Linked DNA regions of Homo sapiens: region 2 is linked to region 1. Evidence: chromatin contacts called from ENCODE Hi-C or POLR2A ChIA-PET data. All regions are on one chromosome and are shown on one strand. The core of a region is the stretch at or near the end of the contact, and the rest is flanking DNA. Distances in the headings are between cores, read along the strand shown.

Region 1 (3,589 bases), core at 352-2,851:
CGACTCTACTAAAAATACAAAAATTTGCCAGGCGTGGTGGCATGTGCCTGTAATCCCAGCTTCTCAGGAAGCTGAGGCAGGAGAATCGCTTGAACCCGGGAGGCGGAGGTTGCAGTGAGCCGAGATCGCGCCACGGCACTCCAGCCTGGGTGACAGGAAAAGACTCCGTCTCACAAAAAAGAAGGGGCCTCAGAAACCTCATTGTCAGGACTCCCATAGCAGATGCTTCCTGAAGACATCTTGTGCCTATGTAGAGGTAACTGCAGAATCTTCAGTGTGGGAATAGCATGAAGTACTTAGAGTGCCCATTGTTTGTGTAGCATAGCTAGAAAAGATATAACCTCCTACTAGCATGTCAGTGACCTTGGACATATCCCTTCACCTCTCTGAGGAAGTTCTATCTGTGAAACAGGCGGTTGGACCAGACAACTGCTAAGCTCCTGTTGGACTGAGATTTCACAATTCTTGAGCCATACTTCCATGTCATGTACCCTAATGGTGGCAGTGTGCAGAGCACAGTCTGACTACCCCGTCCACTGATGCAGACAACTGGAGCATTGCGCTCCACTTGGGAGGATGCTCGCACCTTCTCTGAGACTAGAAGTAAATGGGAAAGGGCCAGGCACAGTGGCTCACGCCTGTAATCCCAGCACTTTGGGAGGCTGAGGTGAATGGATCACGAGGTCAGGAGTTCAAGACCAGCCTGACCAACATGGTGAAACCCCGTCTCTACTAAAAATACAAAAATTAGCCAGGTGTGGTGGCAGGCGCCTGTAATCCCAGCTAACTCAGGAGGCTGAGGCAGGAGAATTGCTTGAACCTGGGAGGCGGAGGTTGCAGTGAGCTGAGATCACACCACTGCACTCCAGCCTGGTGACAGAGTATGACTCCGTCTCAAAAAAAAAAAAAGAATGGGAAAGACTTAACGGCAAATGGCAGAGTTAAGCTGGGTCTTGCAAGATAATCAGGTAATAGGTGCACCACAGAAGGAAAATATGAGGGCCCCAGATGGCATGAACTAAGGGAGAGAAGACTGGAAGCTTCAGGGTCTGGTAAGAAGTCCAGACTGATGTGTTCTCTTTAAGAGATTTCAGAAACGGGTGGAGCCTTTGAAAAGGTATGTGTCCAATGTCAGGGAATAGCCAGGAAGAAATGGCCATTAGCTGAAATGAAAGAGTGTCAGGGCTAGAAACAAGGATGTGGACGTCAGTGCAAAGAAGTAGCTGAAATGCATTAAGGGAGTCAGTGCAGAGAGGGGCCAGATGCTGAGCCCTCATGATGAGAGGAGCTGACTGAGACAACAGGAGCAAGCCAGTGAGTGTCACACAGGGAAGGGGTCCAGGCACAGCCATCGGTCACCCTGCAGAGCATGCCCGGCCCTTGCAATCCTGGGTGGGCAGCAGCACCAGGTCACACAGAAGCACCTTGGCAGGTGGAGCTCCCAGTCAAGTGGCTGACATTCAATTCCAGCTGAGCTCCTTATTATTCTCTCTCGTCATTCTTGTGAGTCATGTTCCCAATTTGATTTGAGCAGTAGGAAGGCTGCGTGTGCCACACAAGAGCCTCCAGAAAGCCTCAGTGACCTGAGCTGAGTGCCCGCACAGAGATCTTTCGTCTCCTAGCCATGGTTAGTCACTCTGGCGGGGCAGGGAGGGAGCGCCTTCTGCCGCTCGCAGGGTGGCATAGCACGGCTTCCTGACTGGCCCTGGAGGACAGGTGTTTTTCTTATGCCAGCCCAGGTTAGAGGGCAAAGAAGGGCAGCAAGATCCCAGATGCCTTCTGCAAAAGGCACAGGCAGCCTACAACAGGACACGACGTTGAGAACCTATCTCCAGGGCCAAGTTGGAAGTGAAATGCCTAACTCTGTCCCCGCTTTCCCCCAACAGTGCTGTGGTGCTTGATGGCAAGATTTATGCAACTGGAGGTATTGTCAGCAGTGAAGGGCCCGCGCTGGGCAACATGGAGGCCTACGAGCCCACAACCAACACATGGACCCTCCTCCCCCACATGCCCTGCCCTGTGTTCAGACACGGCTGCGTCGTGATAAAGAAATATATTCAAAGCGGCTGACATCAGCAGAAAGCCCACGATAAGACTGTGGACAAGTCTGGTGAGGCAAGTGCCACGCAATGATAATTTTCCAGCGACACCAACAAGAGGCCAACAAAACACAATCAAGGAACTCACTGCGCTCAACATGTTGAATATTCTCTACATTGAATGTAGAAAATCATCCTCGCCTTTGGATGAAACGGAGGCACCGCGCTTGGAGCCGCAGGAACCACGATCCCGCCATGGGGCTGGCTGCCTCCTGAACAGGGGCGCTCGCTCTGCCAGGTGCAATAGAGTTTCACGTATTTTTCAACTGGGAGAGAGAAGCTGTTTTTTCCTTCCTGCAGAGCAAGCTTGATCCCTAAACAACCATAGATCAGTTATCTTATGACAACATTAGGCATCAGGCTCTCTTGGAATAAGATCAAAGTGTCCTTATCACTTTGATTCCTACTTTTGTTTTTTAACCGATCTACACTTTCAGTGGCCGACAGAAAACGAGGGACAATACTGTGCATCACAAGGCCTAGGAGGCTGCTGGTCCCCACTGGGGCTGAAGAGAAGCCCAGCTGCCCACGCGGAGCCAGGGGTGGCAGCTGTGGGACAGCCGGGGAGCAGGGACAGCGGTCTGTCCTTCACAGGTTTTTCTACTGTGTTTTTGCTGGAGAAGGACAGTGATTGCGCTAGCTTTCTCTTACCCGGTATGAATTATTTAGATTTCTGAGGCATTTTCTTGATAAACAAAAGGCTATTTTTAAGTACTGAGAGGAGGAGCAGGCCACAAGAGGGATAATGTTGTGGGAATTCCCAAAGCTCTTTGTAGGTAGTGCCAGAGGGGGGCTTTTGCTCTCATTTTTCTATGTGCAGAATAGAGGATCTCTCCTGGGGTGGGCGATGCCCCCATTTTATTTTTAGAAAAAGTAACTCCCAGACAGCCCCATAAAAGCTGTGCCCAAGGAAGAAGAGTCTGCTCTAGAAGGAGCCCGGTTCTGGCTCAGGACACCGGCCCAGCTCCCTCCATGAGGTCAAGCTGAGGACCAGGCCAGTGGGAAGGGAAGGAGGGAGAATTAGCGTCTATAAAGCACAGGAGACTATTTTTGATATTCATAGCTATATATTAAGGCACCTGCCACAAGAGCTCTCAGGATGGGGACAGCCTTCTTAGTGGAGCCATGGCAGCAAGGCCTGAGGGCATGAACAGAACCACTCTTCTTGTCACATACGAACCTGAGAAAAGGGAAGCCAGGAGGGAGGTCACACCATGGCTCAAAAGGGAAAGGCCTTCCCACTTGTCCTTAGCCCCTCAAACCTCACACGGTCAACAGTTTCCATTCCAGGGCAGGAGAATGCTGCCGCCACTGCGCTGTTGAGTTGAAGTTGGTACCAAATACACATTTACCACTTTTATATCTGGGAAGTCAACTTGCCATCGTTTCATGATAACAACCATTTATAAGAGAAAAAGACAGGACACGCTTTCCATCGTTCAGTATTTGATGACACAAAATTCCAGTTCTAACGTTGGGCATCAACTTCT
Region 2 (3,589 bases), core at 697-3,196, 39 kb after region 1:
ACTAACAAGAGTTGGGGCCAGGCGCAGTAGCTCATGCCTGTAATCCCAGCACTTTGGGAGGCCGAGGCAGGTGGATCATTTGAGGTCAGGAGTTCGAGACCAGCCTGACCAACACGGTGAAACCCCATCTCTGCGAAATAAAAATAAATAATGCATGGTGGCGCATGCCTGTAATCCCAGCTGCTTGGGAGACTGAGGCAGGAGAATCGCTCGAACCCGGGAGGTGGAGGTTACAGTGAGCCGACATTACACCACTGCACTCCAGCCTGGGCAACAGAGCGAAAATCCGACTCAAAAAAAAAAAAAAAAGAGAGAGAGAGTTGGATTGCTGGGGATGAACTGAGGAACAAACTAGTTTTTAAAATTGTTTTTTTGAGACAGGGTGTCACTCTGTCACTCAGGCTGGAGTGCAGGTGCTGCGATCTTGGGTCACTGAAGCCTCAAACTCCCAAGCTCAAGTGGTCCTCCCATCTCAGCCTCCTGAGTGGCTGAGACTATGATGCATGCCACCAAGCCTGGCTAATTTTTTAATTTTTCTGTAGAGACAGGGTCTCATTATGTTACCCAGGCTGGTCTTGAACTCCTGGGCTCAAGGATCCTTCTGCCTCAGCCTCCCAAAATGCTGGGAATAAAGGCGTGCTGGGTTCAAACTCATGATTATACATAAAAAAACAGGTAAATAAATACAATGAAGACTATTATTAACAAAAAGGTGTACAAGAAAGGAAACATCATCATAGTACACTAAATAGTTCCACTGTCAATAATTTTTACATAGACACAATAATGCAAATACTGAATAATGATCTGACCAAAATTATAAACAACTGGGAGGACGAGAGGACAAGAAGTGTGAAACGTGTGGTGAGGGCAGATATTACTATATTTTAAATGGTGGGAAATCAAAAGAAAATGACTAAAACTGGAAAATAAAAAGTAGCCATCTAAGAATAGTATTTAGAAACATCAAATAATCAGCTACAGGTGTTGAAAACAATTGGCTCCTGGGAGAATTTTTTTTTTTTTTTGGAGAAGGAGGGTTCTAGAATCAGGGAACTGCTGTTTTTTATAACAAGCCTTCTAGAACTACTTCATTCTTTAAACTACATACATGTGTTTCTGACTTTAAAATATATAAATTTTAAAGATATTAATCCCATTTATAGACATTTTTAAACCCACAAAACAATGTTTATAGACACATACAAATGTTTAGAAAGATGACTGAAATTTCTTGAACACTTACTATGTGCCTGGTACTGTTCTAAGTGCTTTACATATATTCACTCAAATATGTAATCATTGCAGTAACCACCATGGGGTTGGTGCTATCACTGTGGCCCATCTTATGGATAAGTACACTGACCTGCAGAGGGGTGAAATAATTTGTCACATGTTGCATAGCCAAGAAGGAACATAACCAGGATTCAAATTCAGACAGTCTGACTCCAGCCGCATACTATTACCTTCTCAAATAAAATAATTTAAAACACAGACAGGATATTCGTCAAAATCATCACAGTGGCTGCCACCAGTAAAGAAAGAAAACGAATGGGATTGGGAATGGGTAGAAAGTAGACTTAAATCTTCTCTGAAATTTTTTCTTTTCAAAAAAGAACTAAAACAAGTATGACAAATTGTTAACATTTAATACTGGGTGGTAGGAACATGCATGTTGTATTATTCTCTGTGGTATTCTACTATTTAAAAATGTTTATTCCTAGAAAAACTTGAGGCCAGGCACGGTTGCTCACGCTTGTAATCCCAGCACTTTGGGAGGCCAAGGCGGGCAGATCACCTGAGGTCAGGAGTTCAAGACCAGCCTGGCCAACATGGTGAAACCCCCGTCCCTACAAAAAGTACAAAAATTAGCCAGGGGTGGTGGCACATGCCTCTAATCCCAGCTACCCACGAGGCTGAGGCAGGAGAATCGCTGGAACCTGAGAGGCAGAGGCGGCAGTGAGCCAAGATCGTGTTACTGCACTCCAGTCTGGGCAACACAACCAGACTCCACAGCAAGCAAGCAAGCACGCACGCAAGAAAGAAAGCAAGCGAGAAAGAGAGAAAGAGACAGAGAGGGATGGAAGGAAGGAAGGAAAGAAGGAAGGAAGGAAGGAAGGAAGGAAGGAAGGAAGGAAGGAAGGAAGGAAGGAAAGGGAAGGGAAGGGAAGGGAAGGGAAGGGAAGGAAGGAAAGGAAGGAAGGAAGGAAGACTTGAATACAAGCAAAGGAATTTACCATTCACCTTAATGATTGATGGGTTAAAAATTCAATCTCTAAAGCCACACCACAAGATAGGACCCCCCAACCTGATGTTAGCTGTGTAACCTTGGGCAAGTCACCTAAGCATTCTCTATTTCAGTTTCCCCTTCTCTTAAATGGGACCAACAACAGTACCTACCTCCCACAGTTGCTGTGATAATTAAATGGTTAATGCTTGTAATAATACCTGGCACTCAGTTGTCTGCTGCTACTAATACTACTGCTGTATTTATTGTCATCCAAGCATTTACCACTGTTAGGTAACATGTTGTTTGTTTACTCTTTGCTGACTAGACTGTAAGCTCCAAAAAGCAAGGACCTTGCTGTCCTGTCTTCAGCTGTTAACTCCCTTGCCAAGAACAGTGCTCTGGCACTTGCTTTATTTGGCAGTTGCTCAAATAAATCTGTGAAACAGATGTTGACCTGTGATGACAGAGAACTGCCTGTACTTTCCCCTGCAGCTGTCATGCTATTTCACTTCTCAGCCTATGCTTCTGTTGTTCCTTCTGCCTGGAAATCCTTTCCCACCTTGATGCCTCAGCTCAGGCAAGGAACCAGAAAGGCTTCCTTGAGGTTAGGTTACATGCTCCTCCTCTGTATACCTACAGTGCCTAATATAAAATTCAATCTTAACACATGCCGTATTAGACTGAAATGATGTTTGTTATCTGTCTACCCCCACAAGAAGCAGTCAAGCATAGTGATTAAAAGCATCAACTCTGGAGCCAAACTGCCTACATTTGAATCCTGGATGTGTGACCTTGAGCAAATTAATCTATAACTCAGTTTCCTGATCTGTAAAATGGGGATAATAATAGCACCTATCTCATAAGGTTCTTGTAAAGATGAAAAGAATTTGCATTTGTGTCTGTATAGCACTCAGAATAGTCTCCAGCACCTAGTAAACGTGATATAAGTATGTTAAATTATAAAAATGTCCTTGAAGACAGACACAATGTCTTGCTCATCTTTATGCTCCCTCAATGCCTAGCACTCTGTAGGCACTGAATAAATGCTTAAATGTTTACTGAACTGACAGCTATTACACTAGTCCAAACAAAAGGATTAGTGCCCAAACTAAGATAACAGGAATGGAGAAAGGGTGATAGGTATGAGACATGCTTAGGGGGAAAATAAATCAACAGAATGTGCTGCATGATTAGAATGAGATGGGTCATAAAGAAGATAAAGTTCAGGTTGACAGCTAGGTTTCTCACCAAGATAGGGAATATAAGGGAAGCAAGAAGGAAAAAGCAGAGTTCCTGGCAAATTTTTAATAACAAAATGCTTCATTCACTGCTTAATGAAATTTAAAAGTGCTTTAAGAG

The links. A loop is a pair of places that touch in the nucleus more often than their neighbours do. ChIA-PET counts read pairs that join two places held with the same protein, here RNA polymerase II (POLR2A). Pooled maps may share reads with other maps.
Region 2: a map of endothelial cell of hepatic sinusoid shows a loop between it and region 1 (3-fold over the local background). The contact joins two enhancer-like sites. A Hi-C loop is called at or near these places in 3 of 168 maps with a recorded cell type or tissue (astrocyte of the cerebellum, endothelial cell of hepatic sinusoid and uterus) and 1 of 50 pooled maps. POLR2A ChIA-PET finds 5 or more read pairs at or near these places in 3 of 52 experiments (MCF 10A, activated CD4-positive, alpha-beta T cell and naive thymus-derived CD4-positive, alpha-beta T cell).

What each region holds. Positions count from the first base shown.
Region 1 is chr2:23,704,595-23,708,183 of GRCh38, forward strand. It overlaps KLHL29 (kelch like family member 29), which reads left to right. Exons shown (of 14, transcript NM_052920.2): 14 at 1,887-3,589. The coding sequence ends at 2,070. It also overlaps a transcript of ATAD2B not described here. Among named protein-coding and RNA genes, the nearest start is that of ATAD2B, 220 kb to the right of the region's middle. Within about 2 kb of position 1,602, at least 2 of the 41 ENCODE cell types and tissues checked have a DNase peak (open chromatin) inside an H3K27ac peak, as active enhancers do.
Region 2 is chr2:23,743,270-23,746,858 of GRCh38, forward strand. It overlaps a transcript of ATAD2B not described here. Among named protein-coding and RNA genes, the nearest start is that of ATAD2B, 180 kb to the right of the region's middle. Within about 2 kb of position 1,947, at least 3 of the 41 ENCODE cell types and tissues checked have a DNase peak (open chromatin) inside an H3K27ac peak, as active enhancers do.